Regions from separate parts of the Homo sapiens genome. Here region 2 is linked to region 1. The links are chromatin loops, found by intact Hi-C in ENCODE. Cell type or tissue: CD4-positive, alpha-beta T cell. All regions are shown on one strand.

Region 1 (8,000 bases):
CCAGCACTCTGAGAGGCCAAGGCGGGGGGATCATTTGAGGCCAGGAGTTTGAGACCTGCCTGGCCAACATGGAGAAACCCCATCTCTACCAAAAATAAAACTAAAAATAAAAAAAATTAGCCGGACGTAATTGTGGTGGCACACACCTGTAATCCCAGCTACTCGAGAGGCTGAGGCAAGAAAATTGGCTGAGGCAAGAAAATCAGTGTAGGTTGCAGTGAGCCGAGATTGTGCCACTGTACTCCAGCCTGGGTGATAGAGCAAGACTCTGCCTCAAAAAAAAATATATAGATAGATACATAGATAGATAGATGATAGATAGATAGATAGATAGATAGATAGATAGATAGATAGAGATATCTATCTATCTATCTACATATAGAGAGAGAGAGACAGAGAGAGAGAGGTTGGGAGGTCCAGGATCAAGGTGCCAGAAGACTGGGTGTCTAGTGGGGCTACTCTTCCTTGCTCATAGGCAGCGGTATTCTTTCTGGGTCCTCACATGATGAAAACAGAGCTGGAGAGCTTACTGGGGTCTCTTTTATAAGGACACTAATCTCATTTATGAGGGCTCTACCCTCATGATTTGATCACCTCCCAAAGGCCCTACCTCCTAATGCCACCATATTGGGAGTTATGATCTCAACATATTAATTTATGGTGCAAGGAGGAACACAAACATTCAGTCCGTAACAGAGATACATACATAATAAAATTATAGCCCAGGGGGTTAGAAAACTCCCCAGGGTCAAAGAGTAGTGGCCAATGTAGGAGTCATACCACTTCCATGGAATATTATACTCATCTCTGACATCTTTTGTCCCCTCTCTTCCTTTTTGTAGAAGCACGTGGAAGGGTACATTTGGACGCCTCTGTCTTTTCCAGGGGCTTATAACTCAGGAGATCCAGAAAAGGTCAGGATTGAAGGAGGCAGACTAGTGAGAGGAAGCCAGAAGCTGTCTGCCCGAGGCTGGCTGGAGGCTCTGGGCATTTAACAAGAGTTACACTGGGAACCTTGGTAGAAGCCAGGTGGTCCAGCTCCATGGGGAAGAAATATTGCAAAATTATCAGGAAAGACACCATTTCAGGCATAAAGCAGGTGCATTGAGCTGGAACACCACTTGTATTAGGTCTCTCAAGACCAAGTGAGACTTGGTGGAGGACAGCAACAAGAGAAGGAAGACATCCCCATCTGAGCACTGAAACAGTGAAATAGAAAGGAAATAGAAAGGAAAAAGAACAACAACAGCTATACTATAGTGAACACTTAGATGCTCTTTTAAGCACTTTAAATATAAGCACTAATTTAATCATCACAATAATCTATAAGATTTGTTCCTATTACTAGTAATCATGAGATATTGTATATTGTTATAATTTTTGTTAGTAATACTAGTAATACTGTTCTTATTGCATTTTACAGATATATACACTGAGGCACAAAGGGGTTAAGTAACTTACCCGAAGTCACATGCCTGGTAAGTGGCAGGACTGGGTTTTAATGAGACAATCTGGCTTGACAGTTCACACTCTTAACCATTTCACTTGGGAACAAACCCCAGAGAACACATGAAACCAAAATTTCATCTCAGTTGAATCTATTTTGATTTAATGTAATAATTTCTGCACCTGACATTTCCCTAGCAGTTTATAATTTACAAAAGGTTTGGTCCCCATCATTTTGGAATCGCAGCCCTGCCACTTCCTTGCTGCATGACCTCATTCCACTGATTGGCTAAGCTTCCACTTCCCCATCTGTAAAGTGGGTATAATAATACTTTTGGGGGGGTTTCATGAGATAAAGCACATGCAGGGTTTAGCTCCACACCGAGCCCATAATAAGAGTTCAATAAGTGTTTGCTGCCACTGATGCTGTGGTTATTATTAATATTTCACTTGAGCTGCATGACAACCCTGTGAGTTAGGAAGGATTTATTAACTTATTTCTCAGGTTCTGAAACTGAAACTCACAGAAAGTAAATAACTAGAACAAGGAACAAGCCAGAAAGTGCTAATGCCAGACTTGGAAAATATTCCAATTCCAAGCCTCCTCCCCTGCTTCCAACCCTCAACTCCACCTCCTCTCTTTCCCCCAGGAGGCACCATTACATGAACCAGATCATTCTTCAAACAGGACTGTGGAAAAGTTTGAAGATATTGGAAGTTCAGGCTCAGGGATAAATTCTAAGGAGTATTAAGAAAGTCATAAAAGTGCAAATGGATTTCTCATCCCCAAGCAACTGCCAGAGGGCAGAAGTGACTGAGGTGATTAACTATGCTACCCCACAGAGCCAAAGTGGTTTGGCCACAGGTGGCAGGGGAGTGTCCTCAGTCCAGAAAATAAAGGAGAATGGGAGTATTTTCATCTAACAGCTAAACAGAGGCATGTTTTTAAACCCTGTCTCAAATAATCAAATACCATTCCAAAACTGCATTCCACTTTGAGGAAGGGGCAGTGTTTGTTCCTTTGGTTTTCTGTATTTCTGCATTTCAATTAATTTGTTAAAGTTTAACAAATTAATGCATCCTGTTCTGGTACATGATGCATTCAGTCCTATGGCTATAGGCAAAGGGCTGCTCAATGATAAAATTAGTCCATCTTATGAGGTGTACGATCTTAGTCAATTTATTTAAGTCTGGGTTTTTTTCATCAGTACCAGCAATATGGTTAGGAGATTCCAGGATTTCTAGTCTCTGGATTTGAAGCCAGCCCTCCCAGAATTAAAATCATGTGCTTCCCCTCACATCTATCATGCAAAACCCTCACCAATATTTTTTCTTTTTCAAATGAGTGGAAGTTCTTATTTTGTATTCTTTAATCAGCTGAACAATAACTCACAACCGTTGGACAAAATTGTTTTGCATTATTTAGTAGTAAGGTATTTAATTTAAAAAAACTTGATACATGCTACTTGCATCTCATTAGCATTCTAACGATGTATTCAGCAAATTGTTGTTGAACACACACTAAGTGCCAGGCATTGTGCCCAGGCAGCCATAAAACAATGGACAAGACAGACTCCCCAGGAAGTTTACAATGGTAGTTACTTACAGCTTTTGTTAGCAGCCAAAAAGACAGAGACCCCAACTACTTTGGATTTCTCCATATCCCCTAGGACATAGCTTGGTACACAGTAGACATTTAATAGTCTTCCGAATTTAACTTCAACAATTAATCATCCAGTTAAAAATGTCTACTTTTCTCCAATTAGATGATACTCTACTTATGCCCACTAGGTGGCGATCTTGCTTATAGTTTGCCCACGCTGAAAGAGGCTGCCTTTCAAATAAATACATATATATCCCAGTAGAAGTTAAACCAAAAGACAAAAAAATTAAATTTATTGAGTGCTTATTTAGTGTAATATACTATGTTAGGTGGTATAAGAAATAAAAAAATAAGACATAGTCCCTGCCTGCTAGGGAAAGATGAGGAGGGGCTTACATAGGCCAAAAAAATAAGACCTTTGAATGGATTAATATATTTCGATGCAACCATATGGGAGCCATAGTAATCTCATTATCAGATAAGAGTTATAAAATGGCATGGTATAGCCACCATGTGGTTGGGAACAGATTCAACAGTTCATCCAGTATGTACTTAACCACACCAGTGAAAACACTTGACTGTATCCTGGGTCAGTGCTGCAATACTCCAAATGTGGTTTTTTGATGCCTCTGCTCAGCCATAAACATAAGAGTGTCTGCTTTATCACCCTGGAACGCTCTATCACCCTAGAACGTTTTTTCTTTGGAGAATAAAACATAATCAGTGCCAACTGATGAGGTAGTCCAGTTGAAAACCCCCATGTGCACCTGATGGGAAGATGAAAGGAGAGAAAAGATACACACCATGTAAGGAAACAGATTTCAAACTCTGGCCTTTGAGAGGTGGATTCCACCATGCCCCTGATCTTGTGTCTACCCTGGGAATCTCAGTGTGGATCTGGGACTCATTCTGATACAGAGAGGTAAGGGAGGGCCGACTGGCATCCAAGTTTTCCTGGTAAATGTAACCCAGAGGTGGCTGGAAGATGTGTTGGGGTGAAGAGGTTGTTCATTTTGTTTTCTTTGCTCCTTCACCACCTCCCTCCCCCACCACCACCACCATTTCTTTTTCCCTTAAATCGTAAAAGCAGTAAATCAAATGCAGTATGGGATTGAGGTTTTTTTCCTTTCCATTTGAAAAATCCTTTTAATTGAAAAATCACATTTGGGGAACAAAGTGGTCAAATGACAGTGAATTTCAAACTTGAGAATGCTGACTTGATTAAAAAAAAAATACTGATCTTTCTTAATGGAGGGAAAATCAAGTGCATGCGGCCAGGAGACCTGAGTTTGACTTTTAGCTTCGCCCCTTGCTAATTGTGCAATCCTGAGCAACACCCATCCCTTCTCTGTGCCTCAGTTTCCTCATGGACAAAACGGTATCATTTCTTTCGAAAAGTCGTCCCTGACTCCCCTCTCCCCAACACGAGGTTGGATGGCTATAATCTCTCTTAGCAACCTGAGAGTCCCACTGGAATGTAAATTTCAGCAGCACTGGGACCCGGATCTGTGGATTTTGCTTCTGGTAAGCAGAACCAGAACTGAGGGGCAGTCGCTGTGTTGAATGGATGCATGAATGAATGGGAGATGGCCTAGGTGTTCAAGGGGCACGTGCACAGCGAGGCTTCATTCCCTGGGAGTCCGTTGGGAAAGGCAGAGCGGCCAATACTGATTGGTGCTGATGTGCGAGCTCGGAAAAGGGAGTGTCGGTTCAAAGTTGTTGGCTACAGCGGGTTCCTCTTTCCGCTGGAATCACATCCTCTGTGGCTCGGAGACATTCCCAGAGATTTACATAAAGCAGCGTGAATCACCCAGACAGAAACTGAGAAAGCAAAGGGACCCTGCCTGATCCTAGCCTGGCGGAGCTCGGAAAGAGGTGGAAATCTGTCTGAAGTTTGCAGGAGACCCGCGCTGCCTAGGCAAAGGGACCCGGCGACCAAGACACCCCCGCGAGGGCCCAGGGCGCGTCCCTCCCGCCAGGCCCCAGACTCCGGCTCTGCGCCACCCCCTCCTACGCCCCGGCGCGGGCGCAGCCAGTCCGGCTTCCTCCAGGCCCCCAAGTCCCGGACCGAGTGTGGGGCCGCCTCTCCCTCTCGGAAGGAGCCATCGCCGCTTTAAGTGGAAGAGGAGAGGAAGGGGGCGGGGGAGCGGGGGGCGGGGAGCGGAGGCGGAGGAGGGGGAGGGGGATCCCCCTGGCTCCCACGTGGTCCGGGCGCCTGTGAATCGCGCCCACCGGAGGGTCTCACAGCGAAATACAAAAGCAGCTGGGAAGCGGCGGGGACTCGAGTTCCCAGCGCCGGGCGGAGCGCCGGACAGAGCCCCGCAGCGCCCCGCGGCCGCGATGGGGCCGAAGCGCCCGAAGCCCCGGAGCCCACAAACTGCCGGGCCCGCCTCGCCGCCGGGACCCGGGTGCCTGGGCTCGGCTTGAAGCGGCGGCGGCGCACCGGCACAGCCGCGGGAGCATGGGCAGGAGGATGCGGGGCGCCGCCGCCACCGCGGGGCTCTGGCTGCTGGCGCTGGGCTCGCTGCTGGCGCTGTGGGGAGGGCTCCTGCCGCCGCGGACCGAGCTGCCCGCCTCCCGGCCGCCCGAAGACCGACTCCCACGGCGCCCGGCCCGGAGCGGCGGCCCCGCGCCCGCGCCTCGCTTCCCTCTGCCCCCGCCCCTGGCGTGGGACGCCCGCGGCGGCTCCCTGAAAACTTTCCGGGCGCTGCTCACCCTGGCGGCCGGCGCGGACGGCCCGCCCCGGCAGTCCCGGAGCGAGCCCAGGTGGCACGTGTCAGCCAGGCAGCCCCGGCCGGAGGAGAGCGCCGCGGTGCACGGGGGCGTCTTCTGGAGCCGCGGCCTGGAGGAGCAGGTGCCCCCGGGCTTTTCGGAGGCCCAGGCGGCGGCGTGGCTGGAGGCGGCTCGCGGCGCCCGGATGGTGGCCCTGGAGCGCGGGGGTTGCGGGCGCAGCTCCAACCGACTGGCCCGTTTTGCCGACGGCACCCGCGCCTGCGTGCGCTACGGCATCAACCCGGAGCAGATTCAGGGCGAGGCCCTGTCTTACTATCTGGCGCGCCTGCTGGGCCTCCAGCGCCACGTGCCGCCGCTGGCACTGGCTCGGGTGGAGGCTCGGGGCGCGCAGTGGGCGCAGGTGCAGGAGGAGCTGCGCGCTGCGCACTGGACCGAGGGCAGCGTGGTGAGCCTGACACGCTGGCTGCCCAACCTCACGGACGTGGTGGTGCCCGCGCCCTGGCGCTCGGAGGACGGCCGTCTGCGCCCCCTCCGGGATGCCGGGGGTGAGCTGGCCAACCTCAGCCAGGCGGAGCTGGTGGACCTAGTACAATGGACCGACTTAATCCTTTTCGACTACCTGACGGCCAACTTCGACCGGCTCGTAAGCAACCTCTTCAGCCTGCAGTGGGACCCGCGCGTCATGCAGCGTGCCACCAGCAACCTGCACCGCGGTCCGGGCGGGGCGCTGGTCTTTCTGGACAATGAGGCGGGCTTGGTGCACGGCTACCGGGTAGCAGGCATGTGGGACAAGTATAACGAGCCGCTGTTGCAGTCAGTGTGCGTGTTCCGCGAGCGGACCGCGCGGCGCGTCCTGGAGCTGCACCGCGGACAGGACGCCGCGGCCCGGCTGCTGCGCCTCTACCGGCGCCACGAGCCTCGCTTCCCCGAGCTGGCCGCCCTTGCAGACCCCCACGCTCAGCTGCTACAGCGCCGCCTCGACTTCCTCGCCAAGCACATTTTGCACTGTAAGGCCAAGTACGGCCGCCGGTCTGGGACTTAGTGTCACCGGGAGGAAAAGAGAGAGATCTGGGGCTGGGGTATGGATGATGGGGGGAAGGGCGGTCGCCTCTGCCACTGTCAGGGACCAGCCGGCCAACGCCCACCCGCAAAGGTGTCTAAAAACTTCAGCTTTTCACCCACCTGCCCCTTTCTTTCAATCCCACGCTGTTTCCTTTCAAAGTTCTGGGAGGACGAACTCACCGAGGCGAGAAGTGTAACATTCTCTCCACCCAGCTTATAAAAGGATTCTTTACTGTGCCAGCACGGGGATTGGATCCGAAGAAACTGGCTACTGGGGTTTGGCCCCCGAGTGGCCGTCCCTGTGGGAGATGCACCCCATTCTTGGGCCCCCCCTCATTCCCTTTCCGAAAAAGGAAAACTTGCGTTTGAGCCGTTGAGCTAATTCTGCAATTTTCTACCAAACAGAGCGCTGGTGGCCCCGGAGCAGGGCTGTGACATTGGCTGGTGGAGCCCCCTTCCTGTGTTCTCCCTTTGTTCCAGCGCCGCGATGGTGAGATCACTGTTCCAAGCAGGGGGACGGCTCGCGATAGGACAAAGAGAGCAGGACCTCCAGACTCTGGGGAGCCCTGCAGACCTTGACAATTTGCCTGACTCATTCCTGACCTCTTGTCATTTTGGCCTGAAGGCTACAAATTCAGGGTCAGCTGTATGCACTAAGTCAAATAATGAATTTCTTCCTCCCTCTCGCAACCGACCAAAATTTTGACAACGATGATGTTCACCAGAAGGAAAAAAAAAAATCAGTTTTATGCACTTTATTTTGTTTTGATTTTCATTTTTTATTAAGAAAAAATTTTATTTTACAGAATTTACCTTCTCTGTATATATGTGCATAAAGTGTGGTGTAAATATACTAAACAAACTTATATTTCAATAAAAGGGAGTTTAAAATTTATAATTTAATTCCTGTGGTTTTAACTTGTTTGATGTTTCTGATGCCCCATCTGCTTTCAGAATAAGATTTAGGTTTTCTTTCTTGTGGATGTGTTTTTAAAACAAAGGATGCATATCCATTCCAGTTGTGACTACGGAACTTACAGAATTGAACAAAGATAAGAGCAGACTCCCTGTCCTCACTCAGATGAACCTTGGTGCTGGAAATTTGAGTTTAGCCTAAAATGTGGGGGAAGATGGGGAGAGAGATGGGAGGAAAGTG
Region 2 (8,000 bases), 510 kb after region 1:
ACTTGATCTTGCAATCTTAATATAGAAGACTGCAAAAAAATGACTGTTAGAAGCTAAAGATACAGGTTTAAGGAATGTCTTTACTTTATTGTTTATATAATGAAATATTAATATAATAAAACTACAGATTTGCATATGGAATTGGGGTTAAACAGAGGTTTGAAGGATTATCAATTATGAATAGTTTATGGTGAAAGTTACACAATAAAACAGTACTGAGAGGAAGGTGTTTTTCACTTATATATTTGAATTTATATAGTACATGCTGTTTAATCCTGGCTGGTTCCTTAAATCTCACTTTGTCTCAGTTTCACCATCTGTAAAATTGGGGTACTAGCCTGTTAGGTTATTTTTAGGAAGATGTGATTAATATTTGTGAAATTCTTAGAACAGGATTGGAACATAGTAGGTACTCAAGAAATGCTTGATGCTGCTGGGTTAGTCTTATTGTTGTGATACAGAGGCTTTGACAACAGTTTTTGCTCCTACATCAGAAGTAACAGTAGGTAAAGCTATAATGTTAGTTAACCTGAGTAGACTTCTTACCATGTCTGAGCCACCATGCTAAGTTTTTTATTTAGGTTATGTCATTTGCTCCTCAAATCTGCTTCATATCAGTTTAGGATGTAAGGGCTCAGAGAGGTTAAGTGACCTGCCCAAGATCACACAGCTTGTAAGAATTTGATTCCAAAGCTCATGCTCTGAATCACTGTTTTATTACCTAGTATTGTATTTTTTGTTCTTCTGCAGGTACCCAAAATATGCACTTGCCTTTACTTTCCCTGGGTCAAAGGTCCACCAGTTGAGGTGTTTTAATGCCCTTCCAAAGATATATGTTGGGAATTTCTCCAGCTGTTTCCCCAAAGCAGCCTCCTCCTGGTGGATGTACACCGAGGAGGCAGGAGCTACCCCACACTCACTGATCTGAGGCATCAGGTGGCCGGGAGGTTCATAACTCAACTGTTGCGTATTGATGGCAGAGTTGTTTTTACATATATATATATATATATGTATATGACATGTAGGCAATTAAACTTAGAATGGGAACTGAAAGATGAAGAATTAATTCCCTGTTTGTTTGTAATACTGTGTGTAGGCAAACAATTAATCAGCATCTGTATAAATACCCTCCCCATAGGGGTCTGGCCCAGGGACAGGGAGCTCCTCTGCCTCCTGCTAGCTGGAGAATATTGGTCCATCTCACGCATTTAACCGCAATTTCTTCTGCCCAGCCTTGTGCTGGATGCTTCAACAAGTGAAGCTTACCAAACCACCATGCACAGATGCTCCCCCTGGGACTCGTGGGTAGAGATGCCAGAGGGTGCCATCATAAAGGACTGTAGAAGCCCGTGCACCTGGGAAATTGGACTTTATCTCGAGAGCAGTGGGGAGCCCAAAGGGCAGAACTACAATCCAGTTTTTAATCAGAAAAACCACTCTAGGCTGGGCACGGTGATTCATGCCTGTAATCCCAACACTTTGGGAGGCTGAAGTGGGTAGATTGCCTGAGGTCGGGACTTCAAGACCAGCTTGGGCAACATGGTGAAACCCCATCTCTACTAAAAATACAAAAATTAGCCTGGTGTGGTGATAGGCACCTGTAGTCTCAGCTACTCAGGTGGCTGAGTCAGGAGAATCGCTTGAACCCAGGAGGCTGAGGTTGCAGTGAGTGGAGATCACATTACTGCACTCCAGCCTGGGTAAGAGAGTGAGACTGTGTCTCAAGGAAAAAAAAAAAAAAGAGAGAAAAGAAAAATCACCCTAGCATCGGTGGAACAGTGATGGGCAGAGGCCAAGGTTAGTAGAGAGACACTGGCTGGGATGCTACCTTTGTAGTCTACATGAGGGATGGTGGTGGCTTTCCCTGTGAGATGGAGGGAAATGGACAAAGTCAAGAGATGTCAGGGAAGTAGAAGTACAGGTCTCAATACTAGATTTGATGTTTGGGGAGTAGAGAGGAATAATGATGAGGGAACCAGCCCCTGCCTCCAGCTCGAGAGATTTAATAGACCTTCCCAGATAGAAATGTCCCGGTCATTGTGTGGGAAGGTTAATTTAGAAGAGCATATGGCATTTGTTCTCTGCCTGCTTCTGAGAAGAACACTATTAGCCCTTTTCTAAGTCCTTTCTAAAACAAAAACAAAACCCAAAGGATTTGGCTTGCAACTGTCGATGGCAGAGGCTGCTGCAAGCAGGACTTGGTGTTTTGCTGATTCGAACATTGAGCAGAGGTATGTGGTCTGGGATTCCCTGTGAAATCAGCCCCAGAGCCTTCATCTCCAATAGCCTGTGCCAACCTAGAAGGCCAATATGAAAGTTGAACGAGGAACTAGGAATGGTCCTGTCCCAGAGTCCCTTCAGAGGAGGTGAGCCAGTATCAAATCCGACCTTGCTGGGACCCCAAGGGATGTTCTGCACTCAGATTTTATAAATCGTCCTTTGTGCCAGGTCCCTTCCCGGGAGCCACAGGCATGACTTAGGTTGTTGCGTGGATTCCCTTACCTAGGGCATAGAGAGGCCATGCAATTGATCATTGCTCTGAGGCAGTCAGAAAATGTGGAAGGAGGCATCCCAGCTGAAACATCTGCCCTAAGCCTCCTTCTTGGCCCTAAAACCTGCCTGGAATGTTCACCACCCCCAACACTCTCCCCAATCCACCCACCTCCTCTGGGTCTTTGCTCAGTGAGACCTTCCCTGACCACCCTCTATCAAACTGCATCTTTTCCCTTCCCTGCTATATTTTTCTCTGTAGTATTTATCACCACTGGGTGTACACTGTCCTTACATTCATTCTTGTTGTTTGCTAGTCTCCCTCTGTAAGATAAAAGCTCCAGGAGGGAACTTCCGTGTTTTGTTTGTTGTTCATTGCAGTATCCTCAGCCCCCATAGTGGTGCCTGGAACTCAGGAGGGGCTCAGTCAATATTTGTTGAATGGATAGTAATAGTAATGGCTAGCTTTTATCAGCTGAGACCCTATGCTTACAGTTCACTGAAGAGTTGAGAGACAGGCATTGAACAGGCAATTTCAAGTGTGATGATTCGTGTAAGGAAAAGTGTAGGACACGATAGTAGCACGGTGGGCTTCCCTGAGGAAGGGGCATTTGGCTGAGACCTGAAGGGTGATAAGACCCTGAAGAGAAGAGTCTTCCCGGTGGAGGGAGCAGCATTTGTGAGGGCATAAGGTAAAGAGAATGGGGCTGACGGGATAGAACTCACAAATGAAGTGTGCAGAGGCTTGTCTGGATGTGTCCACGGGGGCTGGAAGGGGCTGGATTTTAGAAAAAGTATTAAGATCCCAGCCTTGATCCTCAGGACAGCGTGAGGCCATCAAAAGGTTCGGAAGGAAGTTTGGAGGGCAGAAGGCTGGAGGGAATGCTTCCTTGCCCAGATGAAGCCTGAATGACTCGCAGGGCTGGGGCAAGCTGCCGCCAGTTTTATCCACAAAGCAGCAACCACTTCTGCTAAGATAGTGATGACTCCGAGCCCCTCCAGCTCCCCTGTTCTCCTCAACCCTGGTCTGAGCGCCTGCTTTGTGCGAGTCATTCAGGCTTCATCAAGGCACTATGTTAATGTTAGGTCCTTCTTACAGATCAGCCCACGTAGTCCTCACAGCAGCTGGTTGAGGAGCTATTATCATCATCCCCACTTGGCAGTGGTAGGTAGAGGCTGAGGCTGAGAGAGTTGCCCAGGTTCACTCTACTGGAAGGAGCCAGCTCTGGAATCTGGAATTCAGCCCCAGGCCTCTCTCAGTCCAAGTCCAGTGCGCACTATCTCTTTCATGGACTGCCTCCCATTCTCAGGATCCTAATGTCTTTATCTAACCCTGCTGGTGGCCAGAAGCCTCTACCTGGTACCCGTCACAACCCAGGTGAGACCAGGCATCTCAGGATGCCTCACCTGACTTCCAGCTGGAATCCAACCTGAGCTGTGCAGTTGGCTCAAAGGGTGGCCAACCAGAGGAGCAGATTTATCCACATTGGCATCAGAAAAACCACTCTAGGCCGGGCACAGTGGCTCATGCCTGTAAGGCTCATGCCTTGAGAGGCTTTCCCTGTTCTCCCAGCTCTCACCCCACCACCAGTAATCTGTGCTTAAACGAGCTGTCTTGCCTTTCCACGCAAATGAATTGGAGATGGTGAGGCTCCAGGCAGCAGCAGACGCATCTCAAAGCTGGTTTGGGGCATAAGAGCTTTCTCTCTATGAGAATAACCTGCTTCGGAGCCTTCTCAAGGATAGGGAGGTTGGTATTTATATAAAGTGAGGTTTTCGAAATGAACAGAGGTATGAGCTGCCTGGCAGTGTCCTGGAACGAGCCAGTTTGTAAAATAACTACTTTTTTGTTGCTTTGGGGCTAGAATACATTATACCAGAGTAAGAGATGGTAACTGACTACATTATTGTATTTATTTCTTAGGAATGAAAACACTATACTATTCCTATTATTGGGGATGCTTTGCCTTTTAAAAAAATTATGGTGAAATATACATAACAGAAAACCTACTGTCTTAGCCATTTTTAAGTGTATGGCTCAGTAGCATTAAGTACTGAATTATTGTGATGATTTGCCTTTTGAAATCCAGAAAAGAATACCTGGGTGTATTTTGTCCAAGCATGTAATATTGCTTCCTTGACTCCTATTTATAGTTTCTAACATTTGCATGGTTTATTCCAGTTTGTATAGTCTATATCACACATCTTGCCTCATTGAACCCACCTGGGGCCTGGGGTGGGCTGGGCAAAGGACCAGAGGAGCTTAGGTGCTGGGTGGTCTTTGTTTCGAGCATGTTCTAGTGCCATCTAGCGTCTGTGGGACCTTGTGCTGGCCAGGCTAAGGCTGTTGGATTTCCCCTGCTTGGGGCGATGGCTCTGTAAAACCCAAATAGCTTTAAAAGAGCACCAAGGAGATGTTTGTCTTTTTAAATCAGCTGGGATTTTTTTTTTTTTCCAGCTCTGATCCCTTGGAAACTTACAACTAAAATTCATTTCATTAGCAGTCAGAACAGTGTGTCCCTTTGAAGTTCAGACAGGGTGAGATTAATATGAACACGATATTAAGCTATTAAGCATCAGTTTGCCAAACCTATTTATAAAGGAGAGCGGAAGACGGAAAATAAAGGAGGCTGCATTAAGAGGCTCCTTTGCCAAGTCCACTGTCTCTTGTTGGAAAATGTGTCTCAATAACCCGTTTTTGTGTGAGAGAAGAGAAAAAGAAAACGTGTGACTGTGTGTGTGTGTACACATGCTTCAATGATGTGTGATTATCTAATAAGAGCAATAATGCAGCGTGGCTAAACTTACACAGTGTTGACTGTGTGCCCAACACTGTTCTTAGTGCTTTATATTTAAAATTTGTTAAATCACACAACAACCCAGAAGGAGTAGGTGTCATTATTTCCCCGTTTTATAGATGAGAAAACTGGGGCACACAAAGGTTGGGTGGTTTGTCGAAGGTCACAAAGCCACAGTAAATATTTTGTGATAGAGAAATTGTTCAGGACTCAGAAGCACATGGATTTTTAATTCGGGTTTCAGGTGATGTTGCGTTTTTTCTTCCTATCCATACATCACTTTTGAGCGCCTTACAGTCCCGATAGGAGAGGACCTTACATAGTGCTTGTCAAGTGAATGCAGCGGTTTAAGCCCATGTGGGGTTTTTGGCTTGTTTTAACGCACTCATAAGTAACGTACTCATGCGGGGCCGTGTATACAGAGGGAAGAGCACCACGTTAGTCAGCAGGTTTGAGTTTGGTCCTCAGCTCTGTGGCTTCCCAGCCACGTGACCCTGGGCAAGTGACTTCCTCTCCCCAGCCTCAGTTCCCCCCTTTTGGGGATAATAGAATGAGTTTTATAGTGTTTTGGGGTTTTTATTTTGAGAGGATAAATGAGATACTGATTAAAACAGCCTCTTGTCTAGTGTTTGGCCCATGGTATGTGCTCATTAAATTTTACCTTTGTTTACCTTTTATCTGGAAACTTAAACTTACTTAGCTCTCCTTTTGCATTTTCTGGCATCTCCTGCAGTGATGATTCATCTTCCTTATGGCCTAAGAAGGCCAAGTCCATTTGTCCATTTTCTTTTTTCTTTTTTTTAGTTGAGATGGGGCCTTGCTATGTTGTCCAGGTTGGTCTCGAACTCCTGGGCTCAAGCAGTCCTCCTGTCTCAGCCTCCCAGAATGCTGGGATTACAGGTGTCAGCCATCATGCCCAGCCTGAGTCCATTTTCTTTTCCTTTCTTTTCTTTTCTTTTCTTTTCTTTTCTTTTCTTTTCTTTTGGAAAAAACTGAGACAAGGTCTTGCTCTGTTTTCCAGGTTGGTCTCAAACTCCTGGGCTGAAGCAGTCCTCCTGCCTCAGCCTCCCAAAGTGCTAGGATTACAGGCATGAGCCACCATGCCCAGCCCAAGTCCGTTTTCTTTTTCTTTTCTTTTTTTTTTTTTTTTTTGAGACGGAGTCTTGCTCTGTCACCTAGGCTGTGTCTCAGCTCACTGCAAGCTCCGCCTCCTGGGTTCACGCCATTCTCCTGCCTCAGCCTCCCGAGTAGCTGGGACCACAGGCGCCTGCCACCACGCCTGGCTAATTTTGTTTTTGTATTTTTAGTAGAAACAGGGTTTCACCGTGTTAGCCAGGATGGTCTTGATCTCCTGACCTTGTGATCCGCCTGCCTCAGCCTCCCAAAGTGTTGGTATTACAGGCATGAGCCACCGCGCCCGGCCCATTTTCTACATCGAAGGATAAAATGGTCCAGTTCTGCTTGGGTGTGGGTTCTTAAATGTCTGTTCTAGTTGAAAGAACTGAAAGCTGAGAAAAATCTGGCTTTGTTCCTTCTTCCCTCTTTCAGATTTCCAAGTATATATATATATAACATGTATGTATACACACACATACACACACATGCATGCATAGCGACCCAGATAATTTTGGATCAAGTATAACAGGAATGGAGATAAAATCAGAAGGACATCAGACATTTGGATGGGCAACCAGACACTGGGGAAAAAATCTTGTTTGTCTGCAAGTTACCTCCTACAAGGCAAAAATCATAACATCAGCATCTTATGGAAACTGAAAAGGGAGATCCGGAGAAGCTTCCAGAAAGCAGGGGGATACATTGAAATGCATTGTACACTCCTAATGATTGCAATTTTAAGATGTGTAAAGTGTTACTGATAGTCTCCTTAATATGCAGTGTCTGTTGTCATTAGGTATTAATAAGCACTAATGATATTAATAAGCACTTTTATCAGTTCCTGTAAAAATCGAGTTTTCCTGATCTTATTTTTCCTGTCATGTCTTAGGCTGCTTAATCATAGATTCTCACTCCATAGGGTCTGCAGCATTTGCATGTCTGAAGGAAGTGGTTTCTTCATCCAGAGCTCTCAAGCTTTGAGAGGGAATTTTACATATCATCTTAACAGTGGTGTGTGGGAAATGAGATATGGCATTTTTGTTCGAGGGAACTCTTGTAGGCCCCCTTCACATCTCATGGAGAAGGCAGCAGTGTAGTTTTTGCAAGCCTGAGCCCAGCCTTTCAGCTGAAGGTAGCTGCAGCCACATTGGGCATCTGTTACGGACCTCATTGAGAAATGGAATCATTCATTCCCTCTTGGGCTCATTCAGTTGCAGTTATGTTTAACTTGCTTTTGAGAACCTCCCCTCTTGCTGGGAAGTCTGTCTTTTGATCTGCAGCAGGAAGAATAGCTCAGAATTGGCAAGTTGGTGGTGGGTGCTGCCGGCTCTCTGGGGACCAGGAGGTATCATCTGCCTGGTACCATGAGGGTATTAAAGGGGGTGAAACACTAATGACTTCTTCCAGCTCCCCTGCCTCTAGGTTTCTCTCCTGGTTACTCTTATGTCCCCAGTTCTCCACTCTCAGCACCCTTCTTTTCTCCATTTTCCCTGTTTCCCCTCTCTCTTTCCCTCCTCTTCCTCACTGTTGTAGGTGCAGCAAAAGAAGAGTGATGTTTGGTGGATACTTGGGATAACTGAGCTTCCACCTTCTTTT

Evidence for each region. Hi-C counts contacts between places; a loop is a spot of excess contacts. Peaks named below come from ENCODE experiments on the same cell type or tissue, not always from the same donor. Only the 100,000 strongest peaks of a DNase experiment are listed, where the experiment ranks them.
Region 2: it touches region 1 in a loop (12-fold over the local background); 79 of 110 quality-filtered maps call a loop at or near these places.

Annotation. Positions count from the first base shown.
Region 1 is chr11:35,613,127-35,621,126 of GRCh38, forward strand. FJX1 (four-jointed box kinase 1) reads left to right here and starts at 5,334. Exons shown (of 1, transcript NM_014344.4): 1 at 5,334-7,739. The coding sequence starts at 5,511. The coding sequence ends at 6,824. RefSeq lists silencers at 4,922-5,011, 5,042-5,371, 5,193-5,354, 5,452-5,521, 5,542-5,801 and 1 more and enhancers at 5,654-6,288, 6,289-6,923. In CD4-positive, alpha-beta T cell, CTCF peaks have their summits at 3,261 (motif pointing right) and 3,460; DNase peaks (open chromatin) are centred at 3,255 and 4,825; H3K4me3 peaks cover 385 bases; H3K27me3 peaks cover 2,557 bases.
Region 2 is chr11:36,127,126-36,135,125 of GRCh38, forward strand. All of the region lies in intron 4 of LDLRAD3 (low density lipoprotein receptor class A domain containing 3), which reads left to right. Among named protein-coding and RNA genes, the nearest start is that of MIR3973, 120 kb to the left of the region's middle. In CD4-positive, alpha-beta T cell, no CTCF peak of the experiment used is centred here; no DNase peak of the experiment used is centred here; H3K27me3 peaks cover 621 bases.